Regions from separate parts of the Homo sapiens genome. Here region 1 is linked to region 2. Evidence: read pairs that join two places in POLR2A ChIA-PET (ENCODE). Cell type or tissue: MCF 10A. All regions are shown on one strand.

Region 1 (8,000 bases), 150 kb before region 2:
ACATCCAAGATAAAAATGAAGAATGAATAGAGAGTATCACAGACTTGTATTAATAGAATGGCAATGTTATGAGGTAGTTTCAAATTGCTATTTAAAATCTTGTGGAAATTTTATTTGAAATGCTCTGATCTATACTTTATGAAACATGTCAATCTGGAAAGAACCTACTGAGGCAGTTTGCAAAAGTTTTATGTTACTAAATATTCATTAAGTTAATCTGGATAAATTTTATGTTCTATGGCATAAATAACAAAATTAGATATCCAAAGGAGAAATGTTTCAGGTTTCCTGAGATTAAATGGAAAATTAGCTCTGCTATTTAAAACTTAAAGGAGTTTTCACTGCCAGAACCAAGATGTTTGCAGAGCCGGTTTTTTCTTTTCACTCTTCTGTCATACCAAAGAAAAGGCAGGAGTTGCTAGGAGTTGGGTACCAGTGGATGCTAGGCAGAGAACCAAAGTTAATGTGGGAGCTTAGAATGGAGGGGCAAGTTAGGAATTAGAGCAGAAAAGGCACATATTTGGAAGAAGACATGCTTTAAGTGTCACAGCAGATCGTAGGGCAGTAATGAAAGAGATTACACATTATCAAGTATTGTCCGTCAGAAGACAATAGATGACAAATTCCGGGCAGGCAAGCCAGTTGCAACAAGGAATCGATGGTTCAGTTGTCACAGGACGTCCTGATCCTAGGTTTAGTTTCTGATCCAGCTGAAGGCTCCTACACACTTTCTGCTGATCCTAGGTAGAGCTCAGGTGCAGATAGACCTTTTCTTGGGATATAATTTGAGCATCGTGATATGGTTATTGAAAATAGGGGAACCATCTCCTAAAGTCTGTATTGTGGCAGATGACCTAGAAGGGGCATTTTGAAAACGAATAGTGCAAGTCCTGAAGTTGAAGAGCTGGGACCAGGGTCCGCAACTGCCATGCACCAGCTGTGTGACTTGGAGAAGATTAAGGGCTTTGAGTCTCAGCTGTCCAGTTTACAAAATTGGGATAATAATATATTATATACATACATGGTATATTCGAAGGTAGTATAGGCTGAAATGTTTTATACTAATGTGCTCTAAATAGTAGCTTACAATCCTGAACTCGAGATTTTAGTGAACAGAGGTTTAAGTTATTTGATATCAGTTTTTATTCAAGCTATGTTTAATTGCTGCTTAAGCAGGGTTAAATGAAGGAAATAATGTTCAGTGAGGGCAAGGTGCCATGTGTAAGAACAATGTCCAGAGGTTTGTAATGAAAGATTGGGATTCAAGTTCTGACTGTCACTTACTAGATTAAGAGGTGTGCACGATGGCTCACGCCTGTAATCCCAGCACTTTGGGAGGCCGAGGCGGGCAGATCACGAGGTCAGGAGATGGAGACCATCCTGGCTAACACGGTGAAACCCCATCTCTACTAAAAATACAAAAAATTAGCCAGGCGTGGTGTCGGGTGCCTGTAGTCTCAGCTACTCGGGAGTCTGAGGCAGGAGAATGGCGTGAACCTGGGAGGCAGAGCTTGCAGTGAGCCGAGATCCCGTCACTGCACTCCAGCCTGGGTGACAGAGCTAGACTCCATCTCAAAAACAAAAACAACAACAACAACAAAGTCATGGACTTAGACCAGTTCCTTAATCTCTGAGATTCAACTTTCTTCCTCTGCAAATAAGGATAATTATAAACGCTTTATATGCTTTAAAGATGTGTTGATGGCTTTACCAAGGATGGGTTTACCAAGGAGTTATGATGATGGGTGCTACCCATCCGTCTCAAGCAGAATGATGCTCTATCTGAATTTCTACAAACATAGGTGAGTGATAAATTGCCAGAGTAGATTAACTAGTTGGCAAGTGTGTAGGGCTTCAGCAGCACCAGATATAATAATTACATATTTAGGTACAAAGAGCAGGTGGTAGACTTAACTCTTTCTTGGCTGGGAGTATGATCCACTCTGCTCTATCCTCTGGGATATTATTCTGTTGCAGGAAACCCCACAAGTCTTAAAATGAAGTGTGCTTTTGGATAAACTCCTAATTTTTACTATATTAAAAATCAAACCCCTATATACATATACCCCAATGTGCCTCTTAATGTATCACAGAGTGAAATTTCTGAAGACTACATATTTGCTAGGGTCAACCCAGGATTTGCCCTGCTCTTGATTTAAATAAATGAGAAGGAAAGCCGATGTCACAACAGGCAGGAGGAGACTTTTTGCTCCTGTGGAGTTTAGAGTATCCAGTTCCAATCTATTTTTTCATTCATTATTAATTTCCCTTGCTTATTATTTGGTTTCCCGATGGGATTCATAGGTTTGTTGTAGCTCATTTCCTGAGGGTTTACATTCTCTCTTTCGGTTGAGAGTATTCTTATTTCTTTAGGAGCATCTCTTTTGTTTTATATAACCTCAAATGATATTTCCAACTCTCTTCTAATCGGTTGCATGTTTAAAGGAAAGAAATACTGTACTAAAGCTAAAGAGACTTTGAAGCAACAGGGCATTTATAATTTATGCTGAGGAGGGGTTGACAAGGCCTTCTCTGGGACCAATAGATGTTAATGTGTTTGAAAAGCTCAGATTTTCAGAAGGGAATTGCATAAATGTTCTTTCAGATTTGTAAGCTAGATCAATTTGCTTAGATATTTTTAGATAGGAGCACTTTATAAATATCTTTCATTTCAAACATCAAAATAAAATCAAAAGTGGGAGCATGTCGCTTTGACTTCTTTTTCTCTATTAGTGGAGATCAGAGGGGCAGCTGCAGTGTAGACGGGGCTGTTTGCCCCTCCTGGCAGAGTAGGTGCTAAACCCCATGTTTATCCCTATCTGCGTTAGGGCTCTCAGCAGAGAAAGGCAGCACAGGCTTCACATTCCTGGACCTGTGACCACAGGAGAAAGGACCAAGGGCAGTGCTCAGGAGGATTATTTAGGAGTTCTACTGAAATAGAATTTGAGCTGTGGGTGAGTAGGAGTGTGCACGTGCATGTGTATATGAAGTGAGTGAGGAGCTAAACGTTTGCTCTCAGAGGTCATCTACACTGAAGATGAAAAAGACAAAACGGCAAGGAACAATTGTTGAGCACCTACTGAAAGGAGAGCACTGTGCTTTACATACACAACTTCATTTAATCCTCAGTATAACACTAGAAGGTGATATTTTGATGCTGAGGGAGCTGAAGTCCTGAGTGTTTGAATAACTTCCTCATCCTCAAACAGCGAGTAAATAGCAGTACTAGATTCTGACTTCTAAGGCCTCACCTTTCTGGGACATTACACCAGGGAAATTCAAGAACAGCCCTTCTCTAACCTTGTGATTGAAAAAGGTCAAGTTTAAAGATGGGAACCGGATCTCTTCTCCAAGGAAATGATCCTCCACTGAATGCTGTCAGTGTATTGACACCAAATACAGTCTCTCTGATGATAGAGTAGGCACTTCATGTATGGATCCAAATTGCCATGACTTGATTGCTACAAACGAACTTGTCCTCCCTCCTTCTTGTTCTGCCTTCTGGTTTTGTCCCTCAGCACTCTCCTTTTGGTCTACTTTGTCACAAACCATCCTGGCACTCTTCTATAATTACTTGCTTATTTTCCCATATCCACTGCTAGCTCCCTGGAGGAAGAATAACATTTTTGATCACTGTTGCAGTCCCAGCAACTAGAACAGTGCATGGCATGCAGCAGGCATTCAGGGTATCTGAATTCAGGCACAGTAGTCTCAAGGGCTTCTGAGAAGGGTGGGTTAGAACCCCACTGTGATCCCAACCATCCCAAATAATCACAAGATCTAAGTATAAACAGTGTCCTCACTATGTGAACACAGCTTCAAGACAAGTCCCCTATCTCTCATTCCCACCAGGGAGTTGCCCTCAGTTCAATACATATTGAATGACACCGTAGTGTCACTTGTGTAGCTGTTTAGATGTACAAAGAGACAAAAGTATAGACTTTACAAATGAAAGTGCCTGTATTTCTTCCTTTCCCTTCCCCTCTCATTTCTTCTCTCACTCTTGTTTTTTTTTTTAAAGAGACAGGAAAAAATTATTGCTGTAGGCTTGTGATTTATGAATTCTAACTTAGAGATTATTTTAAAAGATTTGAAGACAATGACAAAAACCAATATTAATTCCTACATCCTAAAATGGATAAAAATACACTTGTATTTGATGTAAGTGACAGCTTCAGTTGAACAGGAATAATAATTATTGTCAACAAGTGTGCCCCCCACCACTGGGCATTGAATACCACTAATGCTAACAAAATAATTATTAATAAATTAATTCTTTGTGTATTAGAGCAAGAGTCTGAGCTTTGGTTCTATCTGATTCTACTTATATGGTTTAGATTCTGGGCACAATTAGGATTCCTGGTCTTGTTTGAGGTAATAACAAGGGGTTATTATGATGGATGCTACACATGCATCATCTCCAAGAGCTACAAGGCTCTTGTAACAGCCTTGTTTCCTGTATACAAATAATCATTTACATTACAAAAAATTTCTTCAGTGAAGAACACTTAATGAACACTTAATGTCTGTACAACCCAATCCCCCTAACTACCCTAGATCAACTGGTTTTCCCTCAATGTATCTGTAATACTATCTTTCTGTCTTCAACTTTAAACTTGTGAGAAGATCCTTGTTATTTCTTGGCTCAGAGAGAGGTAGTTTACCTTCTGACAGTAACAAAAATGTAGGAGTTAGTATAAGAAAGAAATAAAAGGGAAAGGAGGACCTGGAAACATAGTTTTGGCCTTAAGATGCTGCCATCTTTGAATAATAGTTGAAATGCAGGAAAAGTCAAAGCCTTAGAAGAATGAAGGGCTGTGAATGGATTTTATTACATTGCCAATACAGTTGACCCTTGCATAAAGTGAGGCTTGGGGTGTGGACCCCCGTGCAGTTGAAAATCTGCGCATAACTTTTGACTCCCAGAAACTTAACGACTAAGAGCCTACTCTTGATGGAAGCCTCACTGATAACACAAACAGTTGATTAACACATTATTTTGTATTTTATATGTATTATATACTATATTCTTAAAATAAAGTAAAGAAAACAATGCTATTAAGAAAACCATAGGAAGAGAAAATAGATGCACTCTTCATTAAGTGGAAGTGGATCATCATGAAGGTCTTCAGCCTCATCATCTTCATGTTGAGTAGGCTGGGGAGGAGGAGGAAGAAGATGGGTTGGTCTTGCTGTCTCATGGGTAGAAGAGGTGGAAGAAAATCTGCGTATAAGTGGATTCATACAATTCAAACCTGTGTTGTTCAGGAGTCAACTGTTCTTCCAATCACAGTTCACAGTTTCACAGCGCAGCTTTAGGGACATTTAAAATTATTCTTTGTCGGGCACGGTGGCTCACGTCTGTTATTCCAGCACTTTGGGAGGCCAAGGTGGGCAGATCACTTGACGTCAGGAGTTTGAGACCATCCTGGCCAACATAGTGAAACTCTGTCTCTACTAAAAACATAAAAGTTAGCTGGGTGTGGTGGCGAGTGCCTGTAGTCCCAGCTACCCAGGAGGCTGAGATAGGAGAATTGTAGGATAATCGCTTGAACCCAGGAGGCAGAGGCTGCAGTGAGCTGAGATTGCACCACTGCACTCCAGGCTGGGCAACAGAGCGAGACCCCATCTCAAAAACAAACCAACAAAAAAAAATAAAAGAATTATTCTTTGAAATAATCTATGAAAGTGTTTCTATAATACAAATGTAGAAAAATAATGTAATACATAAAATTAATATAACATAACTTAATACACAAACTTATAAGAATAAATTTTGCATTGAAGAGAATCTCAGAAGTAAAGTAACCACAGTCTCCTGCACTATGTAGTTACCATGAGGAAAGAACCCTGGGGCTATGTATGCCAGGGCAGGGAGCCTAGAGAGTCCGCAGAACCTCTGCCATGGCTGTTCACTTGGAATGCTTTTCTTGTTCACCCACACCAGTGTTCCTCTCAGAGCCATCTGCAGGGACACTGATAGATATCTAAAGGATGGATGTTTAGCAGGATATGATGACCAGTGTCATCTGTGGGTCCAGGTGTCTTAGTTAGCTCAGGCTATAATATAACAACATACCCCAGACTGTCTTATAAATAACAGACATTCATTTCCCATAGTTCTGGAGGCTGGAAGTCTGAGATCATTGAGCTAATGTAAATATAATCGGGTTCTGGTGAGGGCTCTCTTCTGGGTTGCTGACAGCCACCTTCTCCTTGTATTCTCATGTGGTGGACTGCAGACAAAGCAAACTCTCATGTCTTTTCTTTAAAGGGCACTAATTTCATTCATGAGACCCCTTATGACCCAATCACCTCTCAAAAGCCCTACATCCTAATAACCATCACACTGGGGGTTAGGATTACAACTTATGAATTTTGCTTATGTGAAGAATATTCACATGACCATTGTGAACATTAACAGTCAGTCCATTGTGCTGGGTAATGAAATCTCAAAGATGCTCTCTTCAAGCTGCTGAATTGGAGGGCATGCATGCTGTTTTGACAGCACCTCCAATAGGGAGGGGAATGCTAGGCAGAGGTGAATTTGACCATCAATACTGGTATTGTGGAGTGGGGGCAGCATTGAGGGGTAGCTGCCCCTAGGGACCAGGGAAGGGTCTTAATGAGCCATAAAACTGTGAATTTTGAATTTTCAAATGGAAGAATCTACCTTAGATTCAGAACAGAACGATGATTATGTTAACTGTTGATTAGGTAACTAACACCCACCATATTCCCAAAGATGTGGAGAAATGACATGAAATTTTGCATGCCACTTGGAAACTCTTAGATTTGAGCATCTCAAGACTTCCCCCTTGTTACACAACAATCTTTGAGAGCATAGTTTTCTTTCATTGATTTTTGTCAACATATTGGTTTAAATTTTGCCAGGTAAAAGCTTTGGAACTGCAGAACAGGGCCTTTGTTCCTTTTACATCATGCTGCCTTTCATTTTCTATTATAGCATTCTCTCTAAATGATGTGCCTTAAGATTCATTCAGAATGCCACGGCTGACAGATGGCATTCTCCCTGTCTGACTTGGTGCAACACAGCCGGGCACTCTATAAAAACTGAGAAGTCAGAGCTCTCCTAATTCTCTGCTCAAAATTGAGTACCTGTTGAGGAACCTGGCTGCTGCTTAGCAGCTACAGTGTGGGGCTGGGAACTGGTGTTCAGGGTTAACTGACGCACGGGGGCACGACAGCCCTGCTCTGGGTTTCCTCTGCCATGTGCCGGGATGGGCGACATGCTGGCCTCTGGGACCGGTCAGCAGAGGTAATGTCTCCCTGTGGTGACACATTTTAGTGGCTTACAACATCCAAGCATTATTTTCTACTCTCATCTCATGTTCCTTGAGGGTTGACTTTGCTGCACAAGTCCCCATTCCAGGACCCAGGATGACAGACAGCCCCTAACTGGGCCATGCCAGGGCTGTGGCAGAGTGAAAGGGGCTGGAATAACTCATGAGGGCTTTCAGAGAATCTGCTCAGAAGGGGCTCGTGCCACCTCCGCTCACATTTCGTAGGCCCAAATGGACTTGGTCAATGTGGGAAGAATTATAATCTTCCTGTGCAGAGGGGCTGACAACAAATGTTGGACAGTAAAACAAACAGCCACAGCCTTTCTCCAGCCTCGTCTCCCACCTCAGTCTCTGTACCCAGGATTCTAAGCCCATGGTGCCACTTGTGCTTTGCGAAAGCCCTGTGTTCTCACGACTTTCCATTTGCCTTCCCCTGCCCAGAATGCCCCCTTCTCTTATTCATCTGGAGACCTTCTTCTCCTTCATGTGCCACCTCTCCAGGGATGCTTCTTCTTTTTTTCATTTTATTTTTAGAGACAGGATCTCACTCGGTCACCCAGGCTGGAGTGCAGTGGCATAATCTTAACTCATTGCAGCCTCCAACTCCTGGGCTCAAGCAATCCTCCCTCCTCAGCCTCCCAAGTAGCTGAAACTACAGGCATGCACCACCATGCTCACCTAATTAATTTTTTTTTT
Region 2 (8,000 bases):
ACACTTTAAAATTTTATGTCTTTTTCTGTTTTCTGTTTCATTAAATTCTGCCAATTTTCTTCCAACTTTCTAGGGCTTATTTTATGGTTATTATCTGTCTTTGTGAATTAACTGCTTACTCAGCTTTTTTCTAATATAAACATTTACACAATACATCATTCTCTATATTCTGTTTTGGTTGTGCTTCACAACGTTTTTTTTTTTTTGAGACGGAGTCTCCCTCCGTCGCCCAGGCTGGAGTGCAGTGGCGCGATCTGGGCTCACTGCAAGCTCCGCCTCCCGGGTTCACGCCATTCTCCTGCCTCAGCCTCCCGAGTAGCTGGGACTACAGGCGCCTGCAACCACGCTCGGCTAATTTTTTGTATTTTTAGTAGAGACGGGATTTCACTGTGTTAGCCAGGATGGTCTCGATCTCCTGACCTCGTGATCCGCCCGCCTGGCCTCCCAAAGTGCAGGGATTACAGGCGCGAGCCACCGCACCTGGCCTGTGCTTCACAACTTTAAAAGATAGTGTTTTTATTCTCTTTTAATTCTGAGTATATTCCAGTTTACATTATGATTTTTTTTCTTTGATCTGTAGATTACTTCGAAGTATGCTTTTTTATTTTTAAAAGACTTTCTGTCTTTTAGTATCAATCTATGTTTTACGTTATTGTTTAATCAATTTTTATAGTGTTGTTACTTTTCTAAACATGTTAAACATTCTTTCTGATTGCTCTGTTGTATCAGAGGATGCTAATGCTACTTCTCTCTATTTTGTTGTCTGTTGATACACTCTTGATTGCTCATTTTTCTGTTTCATTTATTTTTAAAAATTGCAAATGCCTCTTGAGTGTTGTTTGCTTAAGTGTGGGAGTTTAGTGCATCTTGGATTATGGAACTTCTTCAAAGTATTCTTGGTTTTGCTTCTGCTAAAATTTTAGGGAGTTCTCATTAAACATATAGCAGTATTTACCTTAATCTCCCAACTTGGGAATCTTATACCACCCAGATTGCTAAATGTTCCCCAACACTCACGTAAATTGCAGATTTGGAGTTTTGCTTCTGATAATGGAATTACTTTTCCCCAAAGCCCTCACAGAAGTAATTTCTCATGTTTCCCTGGAGAAAAATTGGTAAGAGAGTTTCTAGACCCCTGTTCCCGGAGAGGTCACCCATTATAGGGTCCTGGCGAAATGTGTGAGTCTTGGTGTCACTTTCCTGCCTTTCGAGACCCTGTGGCCATGCATCCATGTATTTCCTCCCAGGAGTCAGGGACTTATTTTAGGACTAATATTTCCAGGGGACCAGGTTATTGCTTGTGTATCAGGAGACAAGCTTATTGCTCTGTTTTTGAGTTCCTCTTCTATTTCTGGCACCTGTAGATTTCCTTTGCTTTTTTCCAAGTTTACCTATTAATCTTATTTGGTTACATTTTAGCCAGCATTTCTATGTGGTGTTGCTGACGCTGTAAATTTGAAGTCTATATTAGCACTGGATCCACGGAAACTAATGTAATTGGAGAGGGAGGAGAAGGAGAAAATAATTCAGAAATACAGAGGAGCTAGGCAAGGAGCGGTGATAGATTGCTCCAGAAAGGCAGTAAGTATCTAGCATCTTCCGGGGAGCCCCTGGGGGCCTATCTGACCTGTTTGTTCTTTGGTTATGGAGTACTAAGAACAGGGCTGAGGCTGGTGCCCTGACAGAGTGGGCATTTGCTGCGCTGACTTCTGGAAGTCCTCAGTCCCATTGTTGACTAAGTGCCAAGATCACGTGGTAGGACATGTTTCTAACAGAAAAGGAAGCCATGCTGCTGCTGTGCATGTGCTTACACTGAATAGGAGTGAAGTTTTGCATCTTCTAAAATGCATTAAAGAGTGATCAAAATTACAGCCCTCTCTGAATGAGACTCTCCTTTAACACAACTTACATTCGGTAAGTGCCTACTATGTTTCAACAAATAAGAGATGGGTAGGTGGGTCTCTGAAGCTGTCAGCTTAGCAGAGGAGGTGGGAGCACACAGCCAAGCCTAAAACAATTTGAGGCTTGTTATGAAAGTGATATGAACAGATGCTGTTGGAGCAAAGGCGAAGGAGGAATGAATTGGTTGATTCAAATGAGGGGGAGTGATGTGGTAGGGAAATCTTTCTAGGGGCAATTTCTGAGCTTTGCCATGTAGGATGAACGGGAAACTACCTGTGGGGAAGGAAGAGAGGCAATGTAATCTGAGCAGAAGAGCTGAGACCTCCCTCTGCAGGGTTTTCAGACCCCTGTTGACCAATCCACTGGAGCTGGAGCCTTGGGTATTGTCAGAGTAGAGGAGGCTGGGTCCAGATAATAAAAGACTTTGAGTGTAACAGTTGCTTTCATTTGTTTGGAAGATGCTTTTTCCTCTTACCTTAGGGAAAATAAATGTTTATATCAACTCAGTACATGCCTACATTTGGATTATATTTTGGTTCCCTTAAAGTCCTTCCTATATACCTAATTTATTTATTCAAATGTAATAATGTTGGGGAAAATAAGGGGGTTTGAAAGTCTGTTGCACAAAAACCATTCAAAAATATAATTTTTAGTGATTATCGTAAAAGCATAATACAGTAACTTTATCTCTGAATGAGATAGATATAGATTAAGCAAGGGTATGCAGTTTTTACTATGACAATTTCACATTGCATGCTATTTATACTACTTGTGATTTTCTGAAAGAGATACCAATCAGACTTGCAAATTAATGTGGTTAGCATTTTACTCAAAAATAATGATTTTGTTCCTCACCTTTATTTATAGTCACTGCAAAGTTATAAAAAGGAACAAGGGGGAGAACTTTCACTAAATTGGTGAAGTTTATTATAGTACTTTTTAGACTAGCATGATGTAAGAGGAAAGATACTAGGAAATACCAACCCAAAGCCTTTTAATATTCATTTATAATTGTATGTATGTTAGACCCCCCAATTCACAGGAGAACATTTATTATTTTGGTCATAGTTTTAATTAAAAATCAGAATAAATATGACTTTCTATTGCCATGCTTGTCAGTTTTACTTAACCTTTTGTTCCTTTATTTAAAACATCTATTTTCCTACCTGTCTATTTATCTAGGTAGCTTAGCATCTACCGCTAGTCCTAGTGGTCACTGAATTAAAATATAGTAAAACATAATACCTGGTTCCTTTGATCAATGCCTTGCTGTTCTCTACTTTTGCTTGCCTGGATTTTGGTATCTATGTCATCTTCAAGATGGATCATCCCTGGTTTGAATTTGTGAATGCAAGTTCATTCAGCAGTCTGATCATGTGTGGTGTTTTTGCAAATGTGAATGAATAGAGATTAACTTCATGCCACCTACTGCAATAATTTCTCTTGTAGATTTGAAACTAAATTGCAGAAGGGGATGTGTGATATATGAATATGGCATGATGCTTTTCTCCTATCTCCTTGTTTTCAATCCTTAGAAACCTGAGTATTTGGGAAAAATGCAAATTCTGAAAAATCTTAATAATTTTTCGAAGACCACTTTTGGTAAACTTGTAGGTTTCAACTCTTACAATTAGGAGGAAGAAATTGCAATTATTTTGGTGAATTTGTTAAAATTTTGCAAAAGATCACATACACTAGATGAGACTCAAACAACTGAAATGTAATTGTTTAATGAAAATGGAAAGTCTGAAGAGAGTATTGTGTGGTGGTGCCAGCCCCTGAAAAATGAGCAAAACAGCTCCTTGTCTCACATAAAGTTATTTCATTAAATCGGCCTTTCGATTTTAAACAACCTTTAGAAGCAGAATCAGAAAGACATTTTTAAGAAATGAGGGAGGAACGATGACTCAGAGGATGAACAAGCACAAAAAAATTAGGAGAGGAAATTATTACCTGGAGGCATTAAATATAACAAACTTAGCTGGTATTTGTCACAGCAGTTTCAACGTTATGCACAAAAGAAAACACATTTAGCTATTGGTTTCAAAACAGCGAGGAATCACCGAATCTGGAAGTGGCACTTCTTATAATGTTTTCATTCACACAGCCAACACTTATTAAGTGTTATTATTCATGAGGCACTAAGTAAAGCAACTCCTGTTCTAAGGAGCTCCTAGAAGTGCTGGGAGGTGTTAGGAGGTGGGGGAGAACAGTGAATTCCTTCAGGGTGAAGGGTGCAGGGGATGGGCAACCCCAAATATCAAAGCTAGTGGGGTAAGAGCTGCATGCCCTTGGCTGGCTTCGACCGGCTTAGCCTTTCCAGATTATTTACATTTATTGTGCCTGCCTGTGCAGGCCATTGGATTTAGAATGAGCCTTCTCTCAGAGCCAGGTCCAGAGAGCCTCTGCAATGCACTAGCCTTCACAAGTGCTCAAGAGGGAACAGACAGCTTGCACAGGTGTGGTGAGACCAACGCCCACCATTGTGGATCTCAGGACTCCAATCTGCTATAGTGTAGAAGGTTCTTTCTGCAGTGGTTCCTGGGGGCTTGTCATTCACTCGTCCCCAAGGAGGCTACATGCAAATTAGCTAAACCTCACGGGTTAGTGATTGGCTCTGGGAGGGAGATTTGGCCCTGCTTTTCCCACCCATTTCACCACAGCTTTCATGGAGATGTAGATTAGGAAGCCCTCCCTGATTATAAGATCCTGATACTGGGGCCATCCCATCACTCTGACTAACTCCTATGTGGGTCCCACAGAATAAAGACAACTTGTGACTTGAGCCTTGAAGAGTGGGGAGGACTCAGCTCGGTTGATCTGGGGCAGGGCAGGAGGGGTAGATGGACTCCAGTAAGCACCAAGGAGCAGGGTCATGTTAGGGTATCTTGCAACAAATTTTAAGAAGCTGAGAATTGACACCCATAGGCGAGGGAGGAGAAGCAGTGCAAAACGAGGCTGAAGAAGAATGCAGGATTCACACATTCAGGACCTTGCATGGGAAGTAAGGGTGTGAGACTTTGTTTTGAAAGTGATGGAGAGACATGGAAGGGTTTTAAGGAAGCGACAACATTTGCTTTGTGTTTCAGAAAGAATCATCTGAAAGGAATGTGGAGATCAGAGAAAAATGATGGGAAAGTTACCACAGCCTGCAAATGAGAAATGATGAGAGCCTGCCTGGGGTAAGGCAGTTGTGTGGGACGGAAAGGAAGCACTAGATGAGGCAGATGCTTAGGTGGAGCAAGAACAGGGCAGGAGAAGCAAGTAAAGGAGGGGACTGAGGGACGAAAGGGGCCTAGAGCTCTGGAGGGCTTCTGGCTGGGTGGCTGGGTGGCTAGTGGGGCCATCATTGCAGGAAGGGGATCAGGAATAGATTTGAGTCCAGATAAGACAATTAGGTTATTTTTGAATATATCAAGCATGTAGTACTGGAGATATTCACTGTGCACAGAAGTTTGTTGTTCTGGAGAGCTGTCATCCTGGAGTCTTGGATTTGGGCAGGTGGTGGGTGTGGTCAGCTAAGGATCGAATGGGGCGGACATATGGGGAGCTGGAGCCAAGACCCAGGATTATCAATACTTAATAGACATTTTAATAAATAGCCATAAGCACATTTCTATTAAATTAATTCCTTTTTTCTTTCTTCTTCATGTTGCAATATGACCTGTTTGAGAGAATATTGAGCTGAACTCCTTGGGCATGAATTGGGATCTGTTTCTGGAGGGGTAATTGGGGGTTAGCATCTCTCGCCTTCAATGTCTCATTTTAAAAAGAAGGGATTAGACTGCTTCATCTCAAATCTTACAATGTTATAATTACAGGACTTCTTATGAAGTTGCTGGAGGTGATGAAATGAGGGAGTCTTGTGCTTTCTTCATTTTCTACTGTTGTTTTCTACCTCTGTTTTCTCAGAGGTTTTCTGATCATTGGCAGTGGATAACAGAAGGAAAGTCACTCAAGGGGCACAGGAAAATTTCCTCATATAAAGAATAATCTCGAATGCGAAACAGTGCAAAGGTGGAGAAACTCAGAGATAAGCAGCTACCTGCACATATGCCTGACTCAAATAATTTCCTTCCTGGGTTTATATTTGGACTTGGTGTGCCTACTCTTTGATACAGTGGCATACTTTAAAGCACACTTTCTCTGTGGTCTTACTAATTTTTTTTTTTTAACGTTTCTTTTCTTGGCCTGTTTGCCTCATTTTTCCATTTTAAATAGATTTTTTAAAAGAGAAGTTTTAGGTTTGCTGCAAAACTGAGCAGAAGGCACAAAGATGCACATATACCTACAAACACAACCTCCCCAGACATGCACAGCCCCCCACTGTTGACATCCCCTACCAGAGTGGTGTCTTTGTTTTTTGTTGGTTTTTGCTTTTTTTTTTTTTTTGAGACAGGGTCTCCCTTCTTGCCCAGGCTGGAGTGGACTGGTGTGATCACAGCTCACTACAGCCTTCACCTCCTGGGCTCAAGCGATCCTCCCACCTCAGCCTCCCAAGTAGCTGAGACCCCAGGCGTGTGTCACCATGCCAGGCTAATTTTTTAAATTTCTGGCTAATTAAAAAAAATTTTTTTTTAGAGATGGGGGTCTCTGTAAATTGCTCAGGCTGGTCTTGAATTCCTGGGTTCAAGTGTTCCTCCCTCCTCAGCTTCCCAAAGTCCTGGGTTACAGATGTGAGCCACCACTCCCAGCCAAGAGTGGTACATTTGTTGCAATCAATGAACCTATATTGACACATTATTATAACCCAAGGTCAATAGTTCCCACTGGGATTCGCTCCTGGTTTTTCTTGTCCATTCTGTGGGTTTGGACAAATCTGTAATGAACATATAACCACCACTACTGTATTATACAGGGGAGCTTCACTGTCTTCAAAACATTCCCTCCTCTATGTATTCATCCCTTCCTCCCCACTGTGCTCTATGCTCTTATGTTTTAATTTAAATCATATCACATGTCTGTTTGGTTGCAATTTTCATTTATCTTACAGATTTGAATGTGCATTAAAATATGCAGGGAATATTTTAATAACCTAGATATAGTAATAATTTTTATTCACATCAAAAGCTTCATGATGTAGATTATTATTATTGTTTAGCTTATAATGATAATTTTAGTAACAAGTTATAGTAGTTGGAGCTTCACTGCTATCAAAAGTTTTCTAGTTAAATTAGGCTAGCCCCCCAAGTTTTTTCAGGAGTCATCAAGGTGAAGAATATTAATAAAAACTGCTTAATCAGGTAAACAGACAAAACTGTATCAGTTTATAGAACAGGTTGTTTCTGTTTTAGCACAATAATCTCCTTTATTTTTTGTCACAGTGAATAGTTACCTGATATCTAGGGTCAAAAATCTATGACTTGAAAGCCACCACCTGCATTTGTATTAAAATCTTTTGGAAGCTGGGCGTGAGTGTGTCTGTGTGTGTTTCAGTGTGTGTGCATGCATGCTCAGTACGTTTCAGCACATGAGATGGAAATAAGAAATAAGCAAAGTGTAGTGGGCAGGAGAGGATTGCACTGAATTTTTTATTTGTTTATGTATGTATGTATTTATTTATTTATTTATTTGAGATGGAGTCTCACTCTACCACCTAGGCTGGAGTGCAGTGGAGCGATCTCGGCTCAATACAACCTCTGCCTCCCGGGTTCAAAGCATTCTCCTGTCTCAACCTCCCAAGTAGCTGGGATTACAGGTGCCTGCCACCGTGCCCAGATAATTGTATTTTTTTGTAGAGACGGGGTTTTACCATCTTGGCCAGGCTGGTCTTGAACTCTTGACCTTGTGATCCGCCCGCCCTGGCCTCCCAAAATGCTGGGATTACAGGCATGAGCTACCGCACCGGGCCCTGAATTTATTTTTTAATGATAGGAAAAAAAAAAAGGAGCCGTAGAGAGATGACAGAGCCAAATGAGGGAGAGAGAAAAATACATTAGGTAGAGCAGCAACACACAGATGCAGGAGGAATTGGGTCATTGTGGAGGAATGTTGTGGAGAGTGGCTAACGGCACCAGGGTCCCCATGGTGGAAACCACTTTTTTTCTCTAATTAGGATCTAAAGAGTGCAGAGCAGTATTGGGTGTGTGTGTTGCTGC

Evidence for each region. ChIA-PET counts read pairs that join two places held together with the same protein. Peaks named below come from ENCODE experiments on the same cell type or tissue, not always from the same donor. Only the 100,000 strongest peaks of a DNase experiment are listed, where the experiment ranks them.
Region 1: POLR2A ChIA-PET joins it to region 2 with 5 read pairs; 3 of 35 experiments call an interaction of 5 or more read pairs at or near these places.

What each region holds. Positions count from the first base shown.
Region 1 is chr18:2,262,688-2,270,687 of GRCh38, reverse strand. No RefSeq gene overlaps it. Among named protein-coding and RNA genes, the nearest start is that of METTL4, 300 kb to the left of the region's middle. In MCF 10A, no CTCF peak of the experiment used is centred here; no DNase peak of the experiment used is centred here.
Region 2 is chr18:2,108,728-2,116,727 of GRCh38, reverse strand. It overlaps LOC105371956 (a long non-coding RNA gene), which reads left to right. Exons shown (of 3, transcript XR_935087.3): 2 at 4,992-5,084. Among named protein-coding and RNA genes, the nearest start is that of METTL4, 460 kb to the left of the region's middle. In MCF 10A, no CTCF peak of the experiment used is centred here; a DNase peak (open chromatin) is centred at 3,867.